Linked DNA regions of Homo sapiens: all the other regions are linked to region 2. The links are chromatin loops, found by intact Hi-C in ENCODE. Cell type or tissue: endothelial cell of umbilical vein. All regions are shown on one strand. Each heading gives the region's core, and the rest is flanking DNA. Links, peaks and the distances in the headings are about the cores only.

What was found. A loop is a pair of places that touch in the nucleus more often than their neighbours do. Peaks named below come from ENCODE experiments on the same cell type or tissue, not always from the same donor. Only the 100,000 strongest peaks of a DNase experiment are listed, where the experiment ranks them.
Region 1: a loop joins it to region 2, with 17 times the contacts of the local background. A loop is called at or near these places in 20 of 110 quality-filtered maps.
Region 3: it touches region 2 in a loop (2.1-fold over the local background); 20 of 110 quality-filtered maps call a loop at or near these places.

What each region holds. Positions count from the first base shown.
Region 1 is chr6:153,104,674-153,111,469 of GRCh38, reverse strand. The region is part of intron 1 of RGS17 (regulator of G protein signaling 17); the gene reads left to right. Among named protein-coding and RNA genes, the nearest start is that of RGS17, 23 kb to the left of the region's middle. RefSeq lists an enhancer at 1-96. In endothelial cell of umbilical vein, for the core only: a CTCF peak has its summit at 2,932 (motif pointing right); a DNase peak (open chromatin) is centred at 2,969.
Region 2 is chr6:153,028,870-153,035,665 of GRCh38, reverse strand. The region is part of intron 2 of RGS17 (regulator of G protein signaling 17); the gene reads left to right. Among named protein-coding and RNA genes, the nearest start is that of MTRF1L, 30 kb to the right of the region's middle. In endothelial cell of umbilical vein, for the core only: no CTCF peak of the experiment used is centred there; a DNase peak (open chromatin) is centred at 3,195; H3K27ac peaks cover 427 bases.
Region 3 is chr6:153,087,155-153,093,950 of GRCh38, reverse strand. All of the region lies in intron 1 of RGS17 (regulator of G protein signaling 17), which reads left to right. Among named protein-coding and RNA genes, the nearest start is that of RGS17, 41 kb to the left of the region's middle. In endothelial cell of umbilical vein, for the core only: no CTCF peak of the experiment used is centred there; DNase peaks (open chromatin) are centred at 1,110 and 3,220; H3K27ac peaks cover 3,096 bases.

The DNA of each region.
Region 1 (6,796 bases), core at 713-5,712, 76 kb before region 2:
ACATGGGAGCTTTATCTATAAGCCCCTGACTGGGGCTGCTGCCTTTCTTTCAGAGATGCCCTGCCCAGAGTGGAGGAATCTAGAGAGGCAGTCTGGCTACAGCGGCCTGGCAGAGCTGTGGTGGGGTCAGCCCAGTTTGAACTTCCTGGCGGCTTTGTTTAGACTGTGAGGGGAAAACTGCCTACTCAAGCCTCAGTAATGGCGGACGCCCCTCCCCCGACTAAGCTCGAGCATCCCAGCAAGTTCAGACTGCTGTGCCGGCAGCAAGAATTTCAAGCCAGTGGAGCTTAGCTTGCTGGGCTCCGTGGGGGTGGGATCCGCTGAGCTAGACCACTTGGCTCCCTGGCTTCAGCCCCCTTTCCAGGGGAGTGAACAGTTCTGTCTCACTGGCATTCCAGGCACTGCTGGGGTATGAAAAAAAAAAACACTCCTGCAGCTAGCTTGGTGTCTGCCCAAATGGCTGCCCAGTTTTGTGCTCGAAACCCAGGGCCCTGGTGGTGTAGGCACCTGAGGGAATCTCCTGGTCTGCGGGTTGTGAAGACCGTGGGAAAAGTGTAGTACCTAGGCCGGAGTGCACCATTCCTCACAGCACATTTCCTCATGGTTTCCCTTGGCTAGGGGAGGGAGTTCCCCAACCGCTTGCGCTTCCCTGGTGAGACGATGCCCTATCCTGCTTCGGCTCGCCCTCTGTGGGCTGCACCCACTGTCTAAGCAGTCGCAATGAGATGAGCTGGGTACCTCAGTTGGAAATGCAGAAATCACCTGCCTTCTGCGTTGATCTCACTGTGACCTGCAGACTGGAGCTGTTCCTATTTGGCCATCTTGCCAGCCACCAGGTATTTCTTTATAGCAGTGTGAAAACAGACTAATATAGTGCCCATTTAAATTTTGGAGACTATCTGTGCTATTATTGCATTAATAATGTCGCAGGGTTCTTTCTAAGAGTCATTAGTCAATGCATCCTTTTATGACCCTTCCTGGTAGCTAAAAACAAAACCCTTATTATATTGAAGTGTGTGTGTGTGTGTGTGTGTGTGTGTGTGTATGTTGGCAGTAAAGAGTCCATCAAAATTGCCTAAAGTATAAAGCAAGTTGCTGACATACAAATGTAAAAGCAGAGGTGCTGGTAGAGAGAAGCTCATCAGAATTGAAGAGGAAACTAGAACCAGGAAAGGAAAGACTGGAGATAGACTAGGAAGTGAGCCAAACATCTCTTTGAATGTGGACTCGTTGTTTAAAAGAACTACGGAGAGGAGAAGAGTAACTAGAGGAAACTTAACAGCAGCCTGAGGTGGGTAGTAGAACCAAACAAAACTCTCTTGACACTGATTTTGGGTCTATGGAGCTTCTTGGCCGTGAAAAGCAAAATTATCAATGGAGAAGGGTCAGGAAAAATACCATGGTATTTCCTAGAATATCAATTGTATTCATTCTTGAGAAATTTAAAATGTTTCCATATCAAAGTAAAAACAAATATTAGGAAACAGTATATCATTTTTATGGATTCATTTGTTTATCTATTTGTATGTTTTTTAGGTTAGATCTCATGTTTGGAAGAAATTTTGATTATTCAGGCACCATGTTGGGCTTTGCCTCAGGGCCCCAGGGGGCAAGTTTGCAGTTTAGAGATAGTGGAATTTCCCCAAGGTTCCGGACAAGCAAAAGGTTTTAGACTCATATAGCATGATAAGTTTAAATGGCACCCTGACACTCTCCAAGTCCATGGGTCCTTTTTTTCCTCATCTCCTTATCTCTAATATTTTAACTCCTAACCAGAAGAAAGATGTTGTGAGACAAATGTTACAAATTGTTTTTTTCTAATGGCTTTACTTGAAGCATCTGAAATGATAAAAAGTATTTACAGCTTTGCAAAGGACAGATTAAAATACAATCTAATTTTCCTTCCATGCTGAAAGAGGAGGTTTGATCGTGATATTGTCTGTATTACTTAGTCCATTAACCAAATGTGCGGCTGCTAAAACAAACACACAAGTAAGCAAAGACTTTCCTGACTATAATTTGTTAGATTGTTCCACAAGAGGATGTCCAATCTAGTGAATGTTGCCTGTGTGCAATTGACCAAGTAAGAAGATACTCTTAAAAAATGGAAATGAACATTTAAAGGAAAAATAATTGCCTCATAAACTCATTGGCAAAGTACCCTTTGGAATGCAAATGTGAAATAAGGTAGATTTTAATATACACTCGTCTCTTATGTGAAGGCAGAACAGTGAACTGTCATTCAAAAGAAGGGGATAAACAGGAAATTGAAGTTGAAATAATAAAAATGAAAAAAAAATGGCGTTTAGCTGCAGATTTTTCAAACCATGGAGTAAGAAACTACATTTACTTCCTGTATTATCGTTTATTTGCTTGTTTCTAATGTTTGATTGCATTTGGCTTTTATAGAAATAGTCTGGGAAAGAGGAGTAAGTGATTTTGATTAAACAAATTACTTACTGAGCACCCACTATGTGCTAGCACTGTTCTGAGAGATGCAGATTGACTAGGGAACAAAACAGACAAAAATGCCTGCCCCCATGAGATGGCTATACTTGGTCTTTGAGGTTTTTTTAATTGGTTCATAGAGCTCCATTTGGACTCCTTTGTAGAGCAAGGCTATAAAGATTGATCTGTCTGTCTACACGCAAACACACACATGCACACTCTTGCATTCATACATTAATTAGGTACAAATACATAAGGCTAAGTGAAGGGGTACCAGAGGCGTAGTGGCTGTATCAGATTGGAATGTAGGGGAATTTTCTACACCTTAATTGTTTTAAAAACTGACATCAGTCTGTTTCAAACCAATATATTGTACTACTACAAATGTATTAATTGCAGTATAGAAATGTTGGAATGAGAGGTCAAAAGAAGGAGATTCCACCCTCTTGCCTTCTCTCATTCAAGGAAATATATGGCTCATAGCATCTGAAGTTCTGGGCACAAGGGGGAGAAGTGAGCTTATTTTTTCTCAGGCTGGAAATCTGACTTCCCTCCAGGAATTTCCCAGGAATGAATGCCTGTTTCATCTTCATCCCTGTGCCATTTCTGCCATTTGCCTGCCAAACTTGTTTCCTAGTATTCTGAGGTACATTTCTGAGAATTTAGAGCATAATTAACTGAAGCAGAAGAATTTTGAGATATACCAGAACATTTAGATCACATTTAATGGAGATAGAAAACCTAAAGGAATATGTTCCTCAGATGCATATTAGGTGATAAGATGGAATGCAGCAATTTTATTTTGTCTAAACTTTTGGGAAAATTATGTACGGAGGCTGTATAATGTGCTCAGCCAGAATGGGAATGAAATGAATGAAGAGCAGAAGCAGCCTCAAATAACAAAAAAGGAGGTGGCACTTTTTGGGGGACGGGAGAGGATGGATATTTTGGAGATTGCCCCATAACTGACATGAACTCAGGGTTTCCAATCATATCATAGGAGAAGCACTATTTCCTGAAAGCACTCATTTGGAGCAATCTGAGCTCCCCTTTTACCTGTGATTTTTTTAAATGACATATACACAATAACGGATGGCTTTGTTTTCAAGAATGGCACTGAAGCAAGAAATGAGAAATTATCAAGAGCTGTTAGGGATTTGATTGCTGCTAAGGGAAAATGAAAGAAAAGAATCTGAATGTATTCCAGGAAAATATGTAATGATAGCTAATGCACCTGTTGGTGTTTTATTTGTTTTGAAATGATAGATGTGGAGAAGACGTAGCAGGTACCCAACCAACACTTGCAACGATTTCAGGTGAAACAGAGCAAGTGATATTTTTACAGCTAAGACTTTTAAATATTATTTTTTTTAAGTTGTGTGTTTGGGTGGAGTTAAAATTTCATTACCATAGTCCCCAATATAATAGATAATATAATATAGGCTTTAAGAAGTTGATTTTGTACTTGAATTTTTTTTTTACAAACAGCATAAAACATTCATTACAGAATTTATTTGGTTTAACTTATAAAAACAGCTAAAGGCTTCAAGATGAAATAAAATATTTAAATAAAGTATTGTTAAATTTGTATTAAACTTGTTTTTGACATTTCAGACATAACTACAATATTAGGTGTTTGGAGAGAACATGGTGCCAGTGATTATGAATACCAAACTACTTTTCTTTTGAGACAAAATTTTCACTGTTATTGCCCAGGCTGGAGTGCAATGGCGCGATCTCGGCTCACTGCAAGCTCCACCTCCCGGGTTCAAGCGATTCTCCTGCCTCAGCCTCCCGAGTAGCTAGGATTACAGGCGCCCACCACCATGCCCGGCTAATTTTTGTTTATTGAGTAGAGATGGGGTTTCACCATGTTGACCAGGCTGGTCTTGAACTTCTGACCTCAGGTGATTAACCCTCTTCGGCCTCCCAAAGTGCTGGGATTACAGGCGTGAGCCACCATGCCCGGCTTATGAATACCAAACTACTAAAATATTATTTTAATCCAGAGATGCCATCAAGAGAAATGAGTTCTAGCTCTGGCTGTAGAACTCTGTGAATCCTAGTATGACAGAGAATTATACATACAGCCAGGCACGGTGGCTGACGCCTATAATCCCAGTACTTTGGGAGGCCGAGGTGGGCAGATCACCTGAGGTCAAGAGTTCAAGACCAGCCTGGCTAACATGGTGAAACCGCATTTCTACTAAAAATACAAAAAATTAGCTGGGTGTGCCTGTATTCTCAGCTACTCAGGAGGCTGAGGCAGGAGAATTGCTTGAAACCGGGAGGTGGAGGTTGTAATGAGCTGAAATCGCACCATTGCACTCCAGCTTGGGCAACAAGAGGGAAACTCCATGTCTATGTATATATAATTACTATGAATTAATGTCATTGGCATGTTTATGATGGCTACCATTACTCTCCAGGATTGTTGATCAACAGTGAAAGCAGTTGCCTTACAAAACAGTGAACTTAGTGAATTCTCCCTTCCTGAAAAAAAAAAAGTCCTGAATGTAAACCCCAAACCATTCAAGGGCCAGCCTCTTCATCCCTTTTCTTCTACCCTCTCCTGCTTGCAAAATCCCATATACTTACCCCAGAAAATTGTTTCTCTTTTGCCACTTCTGTGTGCCTTTCCTCAGCTGTTTTCAGCCTGAAATGCTGTGCATGCTTCCCTTCACTTTTCTAAGTCCCAACCATCCTTTAAGGTCTAAGGTAAAGTCCTGAGGCCTTTATGATTCCTTGCCTGGCCACCTCATAGTGACGTCCGCTTCCATTGAAACTGCCTGCATCAGAACGTGACATGTGCATTCCTGTCTTCTCTATGAGTAACCCCTTTCCTTCTCATACTCTTACCAAAGGGTGGCTTCTACACAGTCCCCAGGAGTCGACCTTGACCCCCTTCTCAGTTACACCCATATGTAAACTATCCATAACCAGGGCTCAGTCTACCTCTTCAGGACTCCTTACCTCTGTTCTGTTTCTCCGTTTCTGCTCTCCCAGTTCCCATCATCCTCTTGCCTGGACTGTTGTGGCAGCCTCCCTGCCTCCATTGCCATTTCGCTCCACTTCTCTTCCATGCAGGTGCCAAAGTGTTCACATGAGACTCCTGATGCCACACTACAGTCTGAAAGCATTCAGTGCCTCCCCATTACCTACAGAATGAAATCTAGAGATTTTTGCATGGCTCCTCCCCTGATTCCTTCTGCCTGTCTGTCCTTGGCTGCCACCACCTCTCAGACACCTTATGCCTCAGCCACACTGATGAATGAATGAATCTTTAAAAAGTAAGCCATGCTATTTAGGCCTCCTTGTTTTTGTCCATGCTGTCACCTCTGGATGAGATGTTTTACCTGCCTTCATCCACTTGGAAGACTTCACCTTACATACTGCTGCCAGACCTCACCTCAAGCATTTTTTTAAATTAAACTGTCTCTGGCTACTCCTGGCATGATCATAATTCTGAGCTTGCCTCTCCAGCAGCGAACACTTGGTATAGACCTTCATGATTTCACAGCTAAGTTATAAGCTCATTGTGAGTGGCAACTAAATCATCTTTTTATTTTTTATTTTATTTTATTTTTGGTAGGAGGCTGAGCCCGGGGTGGCAGCAGGATGCGGTAGGCGCTTTTCTAAATGCCCAGCACAGATAATAGGTCCTTAATAAATATTTATTTGTTAGCTGTCCATGGAGCTGTCAACCCTCTCTAGAATAAGCCACAGTTTATAGCACAGCAACAAGGTAGACAGAACAACAACTACATGGCAGGTAGCCTGAGATTAAATTGGACGATGAAGTAGACGTATTTGGGATGCCTAGGACAGAGTTATTGAACCTGACTGGGTTCTGAATTCCATGAGGCTGCTGTCCCTAAGGTCATCATTTAGTTCTGTGTAAATCCCAAAGTCCTTACATTGGCCCTCAAGGCCCAGTGTGATCTGTCTGTCCACCCCCATGCCTTTGGTACTGATCACCTTCCAGGCTCTTCCTTTCTGATTCTGCTCTGGCCATCCAGCCTCTCAGCTGTTCATGCAATAATGAGCCAGGACATTCACAACCAGGCCATTTTCCTTCCTCCTGCCTGAAATGTTCCTCCCCCAGATATCCATGTAGCTCACTTTCTTATCTCCTTTTTCTTTCTCAGATGTAACCTTTTCAGGGGTGCCTTCCTTTTCTTTTCTTTTTTTTTTTTTTGAGACAAGAGTCTCGCTCTGTAGCCCAGGCTGGAGTGCAGTGGCGTGATCTCTGCTCACTGCAAGCACCTTCCTTAGCCACTATTTAAAATATAAATTCCCCCATCCTCCTCCTTCCAACCTGTTTCTCTCTATAACTCTTAAATGTTCC
Region 2 (6,796 bases), core at 914-5,913:
CTGGACAATATTTAACAAATTCCTCCAGAAAATTCCAATCAATAATGCAAAAATGAGGCTGACTTCTTTGCTACCCTTATTTATAAAATTTCATAGTTGTGTTACACCTGATTAAATTAAGTATTAACCCTACTTTTGCTTCTCTCATTAAAAGTCTTCATTATTTCTTATGGGCCTAACCTACTGTCTTTCATGGTCTAGGTGTGGTAGACCTATTACAATCTGCCTGCTCTTTTAGGACATGATTCAAGAATTACTTGTTCTGTTTTTGTCAGATAAGACAATCAAATTCACTTTTTGTGAAAATGAAATTGATTTTATAATAATCATGCTGGACTGGGTGCTATAAAATATAGCATGTATAAATGCTATAAAGTCCATATCTTTGTTTCAGACATTAATATGTTACATATTAATGTACATCTTTTTGCATGGGAATATCTGTTCCTAAGTGAAACACAAATTTCTGTCACTGACACTTTGTGTATAAAGCAATATACTTTTTTTTTTTTGTGAGAGAGTCTTGCTCTGTCACCCAGGCTGCAGTGCAGTGGTGCGATCTTGGCCCACTGCAACCTCTGCCTGCCAGGTTCAAGCAATTCTCTTGCCTCAGCCTCCCGAGTAGCTGGGACTGCAGGCATGCACCACCACACCTGGCTAATTTTTTTTTGTATTTTTAGTGGAGACAGGGTTTCACCATGTTGGCCAGGCTAGTCTCAAACTCCTGACCTCAAGTGATCTGCCTGCCTCAGCCTCCCAAATTGTTGGGATTATAGGCATCAGCCGCCGCTCGCAGCCAAAGCAATATAGATTATTTAAAAGTACAGAGCCATTTAACTGCCAATTCCATCGTAATAGTGGAACAGTAACTTCATGTGTTTCGTTCTAGAGGTAGTCTTGCCATATTTGACAATTACACGCAAATTCTAATGGCATGTCTTCCTCGGAAAGCTGACTTTCAAGAGGCTGTATGGGATAAGGAAAGACCCATGGCACTGGAATTTTACAGACCTGAGTACATTCCAGTTTTATCACATGTAACTATGAAACCTTTGGCAAGTTACTTACTACCTCTGAGCCTCGGTTTCTTCCTCAGTAAAATGCGATTAGTCATGTACACAAATCCCTGCGTAATCCTTTATTGATAGGTATTATTTCTGTCCCTTTACAAGTCTCAGGCCCAGAGGAATTTACCAGACTGTGTAGGATCTGGCTATTGCAGGCTTGGCAAGGTTCTGTTTGCATGTTGTCAGTTAAGGTAGCGGATGCTGTTTCTTCAGTCTGTATCACTTCGCGCTTCCCAGCCCTCACATTAATCGGCACAGGTATACGTCAGAGCAGCCCTGGAGCATGCACTGCACAGCTGCAGGATTCCCAGAGTGTTGTAACTTTTATATAGCAGGGTTTTGTTTCTCTACAGATCAAGATTGTTGTCTTCCATGGTGTCTGTTCTCAAGGAAGCCCCGCACATTCATCCCATACGTATTCACACACACACACTAACTGGAAAATGCGAGGGAAAGGATGAATGGGTAGATGAATGAGCAGTCCTGCCAGCTATCAGATATATTTCTGAATATTCACTAACAGGGTTTTAACTTTTTCACTCTCCTTTTTATGATAGGGACCCAGCCTTCTAAAGTCAGAAACTGGAGCTCCAATTGAATTAATGCACTTGACACAAATGATCGCATGCCATTTTAATAACAGTCACACTATTATTGCTCCTAACTAAATAGAAGTCCATTTGGCCTTTTCACATCTAAGATATTTGCTTTCCCATTAAGGCATTCACTTAGTTATAAATTATAGGTAAAATTACAGTGGGTTGAAGGAATAGCTTAAAATAGGATTTTAATCAACGTGAGAACTGAGGTATAGAAGATTCTGATGATTGGCATGTATTTTTTATTTTTATTTTATTTTTATTTATTTATTTATTTATTTTGAGATGAAGTCTCACTCTGTAGCCCAAGCTGGAGTGCAGTGGTGCCATCTCAGCTCACTGCAACCTCCACCTCTGGGGCTCAAGCGATTTCTGTGCCTCAGCCTCCTGAGTAGCTGGGGCTACAGGCGCACGCCACTATGCCTGACTAATTTTTTGTATTTTAGTAGAGACAGGGTTTCACCATGTTACCCAGGGTGGTCTCGAACTCCTGAGCTCAGGCGATCTGCCCACCTTGGCCTCCCAAAGTGCTGGGATTACAAGCATGAGCCACCATGCTTGGCCTGGCGTGTATTATGTAAAGTATATCTTTGTATTCAGACCTGTAATTCTCTTAATTTTAAGGAAAAATAAACTCTGTTTATGCTAAATAAGAAGCTTTGGTCATCTAACTGAACATAAACGTACCGTGTAGATTTCTATTTTCACCATGTAATTACTTGGTAAATGAAGTTGGCATTCCAAATCAAATCAATATGTCCATGAAGGAAATCCAGGCCTTGGGGTTTCAAATGAAAATTGAATATAGATAAAAAGATGGAATTTTTGATACCCATCTTTTCAAACAGATGCGTATATAGAAAGAAATTGGCAACTGAGAGAGAGAATCAGAGAATGAAGAAATTTGTCTTCAGTTTCCATGGGTCAAAAGAAGAAATGAATGTTCACGTACCACCCAAACAGAAATTGAAATAGTGTGGAGAATCCATTCTCAGGATGGCTCTTTTAAAATATTGTAAATTAAAAATATTTCCTACCTATTGGTAGTTAAAACCCTTTTCTAATTTATTTGTTCTAAGAATGTATGACCTAAGTTCTGTATTATCCCAGCATGAGACGGTGGAATGCAAAACGACTTCTTATCGGAAACGATAATGACAATGTTAATAACAGTATGCCTGCCTGTTTTTAAGACTAAAGTATTCCCAAATCAAATGACTTTGGGCCGGGATCTATTCAGAATATTTTGTAAATACCAAAAAGGAAAAATGGTTGCAGTTATGCAAACCTCCCAAGATTAAGTTTATCCTCTTCGAGTTTGATTATTACACTCACCGAAAAACTGAATGACTCCTTTTAGATTCCTTAGAAAGATATAATTATCAAAACTCCTTAAGAGAATGAATAGACTTTTTTTTTTTTTTTCAAATAAGGGTATTTACCCGCAGAAACTTTTTTTCAGTTTTTCCTTTATTCTGACTTGGTTAAAATATTGTATTTATAAAGGTAACACAGCCATCTAGTGGACAGATATTTGATAGCTGATTATTTTACTTGAGTTTAAGTTCATGAAACAAAAGCTTAAGCCAAATGAAATACTTGTTTCATGACACACGGCACATGATTACAAAATGTGGAGTGAGCCTTTAGAGGGGCAACATGGGGTATTTTTAGGCAGGTGTTTTATAACATTTCCAGACACAAATTTCTAACCACTGTTCCCATCCCCACACACCCCACTCAAAACCATACTCTATTATAAAAATGTAGAAATGAAAGAGGTGAAGTTCAAATCATAGGTTTAACATTGAGTTTCTATGTGTCTGAAATGTTGTATATTATGTGGTTACCAGCCCATCTTCTGGTGTCTTTTTGGTTTGGGGTTTTAGTTTTTTTGGGGGGTGGGTAGTCTTTTGTAAGTGAAACATCAGTTCTATTCTCCTTTCCTTGTTGCCCTGTCCTGAAGTTATCTTTGCTAATGGAAGAAAGTCATACTTCCCAGGATGGCCCTCCTCAGCCATAGCAACACCGTCTGCAGTCATTAACGGTGTTACTTTTGTCCTTCCTCTTTCACACTTTGCTGTCAAAACCTTCTATAACAACTCCTTTTTGTTCATCTCAAATTCCAGGGAATTGAGAAGTTACTCTTCATCAAATTCTACTGCAAACTCAGACCTCTGGGCAACAGCTCCTATGGAGTGATAGCTGTGGGATGATACTTAGAGAGGGCATTTATACTCAATGTACTGGATTGTACTAGGAGGTTTATTTTTCCAAACCTTAAGAAAAATCACTTGTGTAAACACTTGCAATACCACAATTAACTCTTCTATGTAAAGAGAAATGGCATTGCAGAGTGAAAATGAGCCTGAGACAGGAAGTCAGAAGATGGGAATTCCAATCCTAGTTCTAATAATTTTGAGTTGTGGGTATTGTGTAAGTCAACCCCAATAACTGTTTCCTTGTAAATAAAACAAGAATGACTAATAACAACTCTGCTGCTTACCTTCAAGGACTATTGTGAGGAGGAAGTGACAAGGTAATGGATGAGGAAGTGTTGTGTAATAATGACAAAGGAGAAGTCTCTATTTACTCAGGTGGAAATAAAAAGCTCTTTGGTAAACTTGGAATTGGAATTTTAATATGCAACCAACTTGCCCTTCCATTCAACTAAGCATCTGTAATAATGGGCCTTTTTGTCACAAGCTTTTATTTTTTGTTTTACATCCTTGTGAAGTAGTTCATTGCCATTATCCCCATTATGAATGGTGAAAACAAAGCATGGAAAGCTTAAACCATCCTAAAGGAGGTATATTCTACATTTGGAGTCCACCTCATCATTTTCTTGGATAACACATACTTTGCTGCCTGTTTTATTCTCCTGCTCCAGCCCTGCAACATCTGATATGTCCATTCTGTTCTACATTTGTATTGTGCCCCTGCATGATTTTATCCCCACTCTGAATGAGATCCCCTTTTTCCAGGTCTCCATCTGGCAAACAACTGCCCATTTTCAACCCAATTTAATCTTTACGTCTTCTGTGAAGCCTTTCTCAATTCTCTTATGCAAAAGCACAGGTACCATCAAGGGTGTCTAAGAAACCCCATATGCACAGTTCTGTCCGAGTTCTTATCACAATGCCATGTGATGTTTATTTACCCGTCTGAGCTCCTCAGTAGCAGAGCCTTTGTCTTATTCACCTTTTATGTCCAACCAGGGAATGTTGCATGAACCAGTGTTTCATACACATTACTAAAGTATTGCTAACTCCTCTAGTATTTACTGTGATATCTTGAATGCTGAAAATGAAGTATTTAAAGAATAATCTACCAATTCATTTTCAGAGCCTGAAGGATGTTGATTTCATTTTTGCACCAGGAACTTTGAGGTAGAAGCTGTTAAATAAAAAGAAAAGATTGATATCACAATGTGAGACTATTTCAATATTGAATAGACTGCTTTTACCAGTGACAGTAGTTCTCTCTTGGAGCCTTGATGTCACACTGTATTAAATTTAGGCATCTTATTGATTCTTCAGTTTAATTTTTCTGTAAATATATGTGCTTTCCTGACCAGCCTCTATCCCAGAGTTACCATGGCTACTGGTAAGTTTTATCTTCTTTGCAACCATTTTAACAGTTTTTCTTAAGAACCAATTGTTTTCCTTACAATAGAAGAGTGTCTTCCAAAATAGACCCTGCGCATATCCATGATGACAGATCAGTAGATAAACTGTATAATTGGCAGCAGGTAATGTTTTTTCTCACTCCACTGTCCACACTCCCCTGTAAACAAACAATCCACCCCCATAGAGAGGGGGCACATTTTCTTAAGTTCTCAAATGTCACAAGTATTTTTCCTCCCTTTTCAAAGTCACTATTTAGAAAATCTCTAATGGGATTTTAAATGCTTATTTTAGTATATTTGGCCAAGGATATTGGCACTTTTCTTCCATAAAGTATTTAAGGTTTGATCAAGACCCTCACAGTGAGCACTGTGTATGTGTTTAGTTCTCTTTGTGGCTTTTATTGCTTAAAAAGTAGAAATGTTAGTTTTAAATGTTACATACATAAAAGTCAGTGGGGGAGTGTCTCTTCTTGGAGAGATATGGGCTAAAAAGAAAAAACAAGACATGTAATCCCAGCATTTTGGGAGGCCAAAGTGGGTGGATCACAAGGTCAGGAGTTCAAGACCAGCCTGACCAACATGGTGAAACCCTGTCTCTACTAAAAATACAAAAATTAGCTGGGCATGGTGGCGGGTGCCTGTAATCCCAGCTACTCAGGAAGCTGAGGCAGGAGAATCACTTGAACCCGGGAGGCGGAGCTTGCAGTGAGCTGAGATCATGCCATTGCACTCCAGCCTGGGCAACAGAGCAACACTCCGTCTTAAAAAAAAAAAGAAAAAGAAAAAGAAAAAAAAAAGTGTCTCTATGGGACCCTCAAAACTGTTGATCTGGTATTTTCCTTTTAGGGCTTTCCTCAAACACATATAACATATATAAGTTGGTCTAGAGCAAATATTTCCAGTGAATTAATAAAAACAACAACAACAATGCACTACTTGGAGCAGGACCAGGTAGGACAGACATTAGTCAATATCAAGACAGACAAACTGTTAAGTATTAATCCCTTGTCTATTTTCTCCATTTCTCTTTAACTTAAAATGGTATTTTCAGCAGTTCTTGATAACTGAAACCTTGAAACCCATTTTTTAAGACCGGTAGTAAAGGACAGTTAATAAAAAGGACAATTTGTCTGTTGCCAAAGTTCAATTTCTACAGGGCAAGACTGTGGCCAATAGTAGATCAAGAGCTGCACAGTGAATAGTTAAACATTTACTGAATGTCTGTTGTAAGTAGTTTTAGTCCAAATGTGTGTCCATATTTTACCACCTGTAGAAAAGAAAGATGTAAACTCAACCTAATATTTCGTAATGATCGCTCTAATATGGTAGCATTTGGGATGTTTGTAAATATCACAGAAACAGATAGAAGAGCCAGAATTCATGTTCAGAAACTCGTGATTCATGCCTGTAGACTCCAGATTTGTCACTCTACGGCAAAGGCACAACGGAGAAAAAAATTTCTCAAAGATGTTTAATGAAATGAAGTATACCTGCGTCATGTG
Region 3 (6,796 bases), core at 998-5,997, 58 kb before region 2:
AACAATCCTGTGGGGTACTAGAGAATTTCATTCCTGTTTTCACAGTTGGGAAAACTAAGGCTAAGTAAATTTAAGTGACTTGTCAAAGATTACCCAGGGATTTAGTATAGGTAGGGCTGAAGTTCAAGTCCCCTGACTGCAAGATCAATGATCTTTTCACTAGAGCACTTTGAGTCTCCAGAAAGCTGCAAAAGGAAATTTATTGTATATTAATCCCCTTATCTACCAAGTCAAGATTGTGTTGAGTAGGTGCCATTCTGGGTGCCTTTCTGTTCTCTTTGACTACGTGGATTCTGTAAAGTGTGTGTACGATTTATCCTCCCCCTTAGGAACCTTGCCCGAAATGTATTCCAGTATTCTCACCACTTTTTCCCTTGTTTAGTCCTCATCCTTAAAGTAAGGCAAGAAATGATCATAATCAGGAGTTGAGTCCCTTGCCTGGTACTGAAGAAGCTTGTGGAAGATTGTGGAAGATAAAGTGAACATTTTCCTAGTGGAAAAAAGAAAGATGAACCAAACCAAGACTATAGTCGCAAATATTGCATTGACTTACAAAAAGGTTCACCACACTGGGTACCAGTGAGAAGTCATCCTTGGAGAACCATGAGTTTCAGAGATACAGAGAAAATCAGATCAGATTGATAATCTAAAATGCAGTTCATCTGCCTGTAGATAGCATGAACGCACCATAAAAAGAGCCATTGTTTTTATAGCCATTCACACAATAGCCACTGTTTTCATAGCCATTAAATAGCTATTAATGCAAACCTCTATTGTATTAATGACTATTCAAAATTAGAATCAAATGAGACACTAGATGTATGATATCTTAAAAAATAAAAGAATGTTTCAAGTACATAATACTTGGTTGGCAGACTAATTAATTCTTGATAATAATATTTCCTAAGTAGCATCTTTATGTTTTTTGGTTTCTTTAAGTTATTTTTAGTCTTTGTTAGGACTCTCTCCCCTGATAGAGGAAGCGTGGAAATTGAGTAATCTGAAGCCCTGGTAGTGTCAGGAGTTAGTCAGTCCATTTCCCCCCACCTTTCACTGGTTTTCAAATGAAAGCGAATCATAGAGGGAAATTGAAACCATAACTGCTTCTGTAACACTTTGTTCCTTAGGGGGTAGCTGGACTAAAAGGATGCACAACAGCAAAACGCACTTAAGTTACAAGTTATATGAGTCATCAGACACTGTTTGTATAATTCCAAAACATTCACAGGCTAAATTGAACCAGGATAATTTGTGAGCAATGTTCTGACCTCTAGCATTTCCAAGTCTTATTTGACTCTGTAGCTGAGAGGTATTTTTTAAGTGTGCCACTTTAGTTTTGTGGCATCCCAAGCCCATTCCGCACCAAGCCATATATAATTGTACATGTTTTATCCAAAAGGCAGAATGAGTAAAGATGGGACTGGAGGCGGGTGGAGACAAAAGGCACGCTGTGACAAAACAACCACATTAACTCACAGGCAGTTGCTTTAGAGAACTGATACCAAAATACTGTAGTTTCCTAGAGAGAGCTTCATGAAACATATTGGTAAGAAACTTCAGTGTCAAAAGCCAAACAGCAAACTCTCTTTTGACTTGTCCTAAAGCAGTGTTACCTGAGTCTTCAACTGCTTCCTTCAAAATCGTATAGTTAAATTTGTACCTTGGTGTTTAGATATATCAACATGACAGCATTTTATACAGGCAAAGAAGTACCCAAAGTGAACGGTTCTATGCCCCGTAAAATTTGAACACAGGACTTGTGTAGGTGGGTTTAAATAAGCTGAATTATGTCTATATTTTTAAAAGACAAAAATTCAAAGAGTAAGTCCAGTAATCTTTTGGAATTTTTTTAATGATTGGCTTAAGAGTTTCAGGTAGTAATAAATATAGTGGTAAATATCGATCTTGAGATATATCCAGCTGAATCTGGACATCGCATTTCTACTAGTTTTCCCAAAGGTGGGAATTTTTTTCTGTTTTATCTAAAAAGCTCGTGGCTTGATCTAAAGATGTGTCTGGTCAAATATTGATTAAAAATTGAGATTCTTGTTTTTCATTTCCCCAGATTTACAGAATATGATTAAATGGAAACAATGTTTTAAGGTCAAGTACTTTTATTACAATCTTTGAAGTATGCCGGCTGGGCATGGTGGCTCCTGCCTGTAATCCTAGCACTTTGGGAGGCCAAGGCGGGCAGATCACTTGAGGTCAAGAGTCCGAGACCAGCCTGGGTAACATGGAGAAACCCCGTCTCTACTAAAAATACAAAAATTAGCCATGTGTAGTGGCACACATCTGTAACCTCAGCTGCTCAGGAGGCTGAGGCAGGAGAATTGCTTGAACCCAGGAGACAGAGTTTGCAGTGAGCCAAGATTGCACCTGTGTGCAATCCTGTGTGACAGAGCCTGTGTGACAGAGCCTGTGTACTCCAGCCTGTGTGACAGAGTGAGACTCCGTCTCAAAAAAAAAAAAAAATCTGTAAAGTATGGATGTTAAGTGTCATATCTTTGCATAATATGTAGTTATGGAGATTTTAGCTCAACAGCCATTAATGAAGACATTTTCTTAAAAATATTCATGTGTTTACACTTGGCAAAATCATTTGAGATGGTTCTCCAAACTAGCCATTATCTTCATGTTCAAGAGTGGAATGCAACATCTCAGGAAACCAGGGGAGTGTATTTTAGAATCACTTGTGCCTTTAGATTGTTTTCCTAGGCAGCAACAACATGTGAATATCATTCTGAAGTAAGATTAATGAGTGGGAATCTATCCCAGGTTCATGCTATTTCTAAACCAAATTCTTTTTCCCTTGTAACTTTCTGGCTATATAATTAAGGAAATGCAAATTCCAAAATTTTCTTTAAAATATATATAAATGTTTACATTACTTGGTATTTATGAATATTTTCATCCTTGCCTAAATCATTGATTTATTATTTTTAAATTGTTTTGTTAAATGGTCTTACTTTGTTAAATGTTCTTATTGTAGGGCATAAGCCACCAGAGGAAAATGTGTACAGTAGTCCCTTTATCCTCAGGGGATTAGTTCCAAGACCCCTGTGGACACCTGAAACCACAGAACCCTATATATATATACTATGTTTTTTTACTGAACCCTGTATGTGCTGTGTTTTTTCAATCTGATTACTGAAACAGCTGTGACTGATGGAAGGTAGCATATACAGCATGGACACGCTGGACAAAGGGATGATTCACATCCTGGGCTGGAGACAGCGTGAGACTTAATCATGCTGCTCAGAACAGTGCACAATTTCAATCTTATGCATTGTTTATTTCTGCAATTTTCTTTCCTTTTTTTTTGTGACAAGGCCTCATTTCGTTGCCCAGGCTGGAGTGTAGTGGCTCAATCATAGCTCACTGCAGCCCTGCAGCCTCCAATTCCTGGGTTCAAGTGATCCTCCTGCCTCAGTCTCCTGAGTAGCTGGAACTACAGGGGTGTGCCACCACGGCTGGCTACTTTTTTTTTTTTTTTTTTTTCAGTAGAGATGAGGTTTCACTATTGCCCAGGCTGTTGTCAAACTCCTGGGCCCAGCAGATCCTACTGCCTCGGCCTCCTGAAGTCCTTGAATTACAGATGTGAGCCACCATGCCGGGCCTGGAATTTTCGATTTAATATTTTTGGACCATAGTTGACCTTGAGTAACTAAAACCACAGAAAGCCAAACCACAGTTAAGAGAGTCGGGTATTATATTTTTACCTCTACCTGTTTTAGAAGCAAACACCTTCAGTAACCAAGAAGTTACCAGTTTCCCAACTTTTCCTTTTTCATAAATTGATAATAATTTTTATCTTAGCTAAACTGATCGGTTTCCTTAACATCATACAGCAGATAGCAGTTATGAAAAGGAAAATTTAAACTGGGAATAAAAAATGATTATTCATACACTGTTCAATCCTTCAGTTAATCTAAGAGAAGCAGTTAATCAAGAGTAAGATGCTGCTGCCAAGGGAGTTGTCTGCTAATGATTATGTGGACTAGACACTGATGCCTGGAAAAGATTTATTAACAGTTTATCTTTTATGTGGAAAAAAATATTCATAACACATTTGGTAGACTTAATCTAGACATATTAACCAGCATGCTATAAAAGTTACAAAATAATTTTTAAAATTATATATACTTATATTACATATACAGGTATAGGTGTTTTTTAAAAAACTTAATGCATCTTTATCTTTTCTCTACAGTCAGTTAAACTATTACCAGATTTATTTATTTAACAGCTTATAAAATATGCAGTGATAGCAGAGAAAAACTAAGTCCAAACAGATCATGAATGTGGTTAATTTCCCTTAGGAAAAAAAAAATCACCAAGTCGTCTTTATCAACTTCAGAATAACACTTTTTGAACACATCTACTTAGATTTTCTAAATATCATTTTCTTACACGCAGACTAAAGTACCATGTCTCCTTAATGTGTTGATGGCAGAAGCAACATTCACTAAATGACTGGACCACTTCCTAATTGTTCATTTTGACTGCTTAATCACCAGCATTACAGTTGGGTTAGATCCATTATTTTCATTTTTATCAAAAATGGACTTATTTCTATTTCTAGATGAACTCTTAGAGTTCTAATTTCAAAAATATAAATGTTTTTTATTAATTGGATTCTATTGGCAAAAACCACATATGTCTACTTCCCCCTACTCAAACCTCTTAATAAGAAATAAATATATATACATATATACATATATACATATATACCTATGCACATTTGTAAAATGTGTTTCATAATGCATGCATACCAATAATGCAGAAAGAAAAAAAAAAGTGTACCATTGTGATCAGAGACTTTGAAGCGTCCCTAAAAGACACACTATAAGAAAAAAAGCACAGTCCAAACAGTGTTTGAAAAAAATCCTTTTATAGGTGGGAGCAGTTCTTGAGATTCTGCAAACACATAGTCACAAAATACACAAAGTAGGATGTGTTCCAGGGAAAATCATTAGGTGAGCAATTTCAAATAGTTGAAATATTACTCGTTTCTTTTTCCCTTACAATAATCTGCGGACAGCTGCAGTGTTTACCCTAGGCCAAAGTACTGAATCTAGCTAAAAATACATGGTACTATCTCAGGGAGGTCTAATCTGAAATATGAATGGATAAACTATTTTGGATATACCCCCAAAATAAGCTACCTGCACAGTTACTTCCAGTATGCCACACTCTGCACCCCACAGTCACCAAAAGCATCTGCACTTGGGCAAATAAGGAATCTCTCATGCCAGGAAGAGTACAAGGAAGACCACCAGTACCATGAAAGAGATGCCAACAAGCTGAAGAACTGACACCTGAGAAAACAAAATAAAAGACTCTAACATAAGAATAATGATTTCCTCAGTTTATAAGATCCAAATATCTCGCTTATAAAATAAACATGTAAAAAGGAAACAATTAGACATATTGGGAATAAAAAAGCAATTTAAGAAAAATGTGCTTTATTTAAATTTAGGCATTTATTTGTAAACTTATGAATAATTGGCCAAGTTCAATGCATATGAAATCTTTAATCAGAGTAACAAAATAAGGGTTCAGTCTTATATCAAACTCAACATCTGTATTAGTTATTTACTGTTATATAACAAATTGCCCCAAAATTTAGGAGCAAAACCAATAAATACTATCTCACAGTTCCTATGGGTCAGGAATTGAGGCACAGTTTACCTGAGTGCTTCTGGCTTAGAACATCTCACAAAGCTGTAATTAAGGTGTTCGCTGTGGGCAACAGTAATCTCAAGGCTCAACTAGGGAAAAATTCACTTCCAAACTCACTTACGTGGATGTTAGCAGGAGACCCCTAGTCCACCCTGATTGTTGGTCCTCTAGCAAGGACTGTATCAGTTCCTTGCTACCTGTGCCCTGGCATGAAATGACAAAGTGAGGAATGGAAGGGAGAGGGAGCCCAAAACAGAAGCCATGATCTTTTAATAACCTAACCTTGGAAGCAACATCTCATCACTTTGGTCTTATTCTGTTCCTTAGAGGTGAGTCAGTAAATGTAACCCACATTCAAGGGGAGAGGATTATACATTGGTGTGGAATACTTGAAGGCAGGGATCATTATGGGTGATCTCAAGGTCCTCAGAAGTCTTCTCCCTTTACATAATCACCTGGAAATTAGATCCAGGGATGGAGAAGGCTTCTTGGGTAGTTTCTTAATTAGAGCTCATTAAGTATCCTCTCTCTTCACTGCAGACTGAAGAGATGAGACATTATCTGCCTCCTACACACCCAACATACAGTGGTGAGACACACAAAGGATAACTGCTTATAAACATTTCAGAAAGGGGAAATGGAAAGCTCAAAAAAGCCACTGATTCTTAGAAATCCTGACATCCAACTGGGCAAATGTTGAAAGTTCTTCATTAGATTGCAAAGCCTAGAAATGATTTTCCATGGCTCTCAGATCTGCCTGAGTTATCTTTTCTTTACTTTGGGATAGCAGCATGTGTTTGCAGCTGACTAGTATGTGTATTTGTTTTTATAGAAGATTAGAGGATATAGATTCGATAGATAGCTTTCGATAGATAGTCAAACATTAAGCATTATTCCTAGGTTGTGAAATATTTTTCATCATTATGTATATCTGTGTTTTCTACATCATCTCCAGTACACATTTTTAGCTGTTTGTTTGTTTGTTTGTTTTAGACGGAGTCTCACTCTGTTGCCCAGGCTGGAGTGCAGTGGCACGATCTTGGCTCACTGCAACCTCTGCCTCCAAGTGATTCTCCTGTCTCACCCTCCTGAGTAGCTGGGATTACAAGCG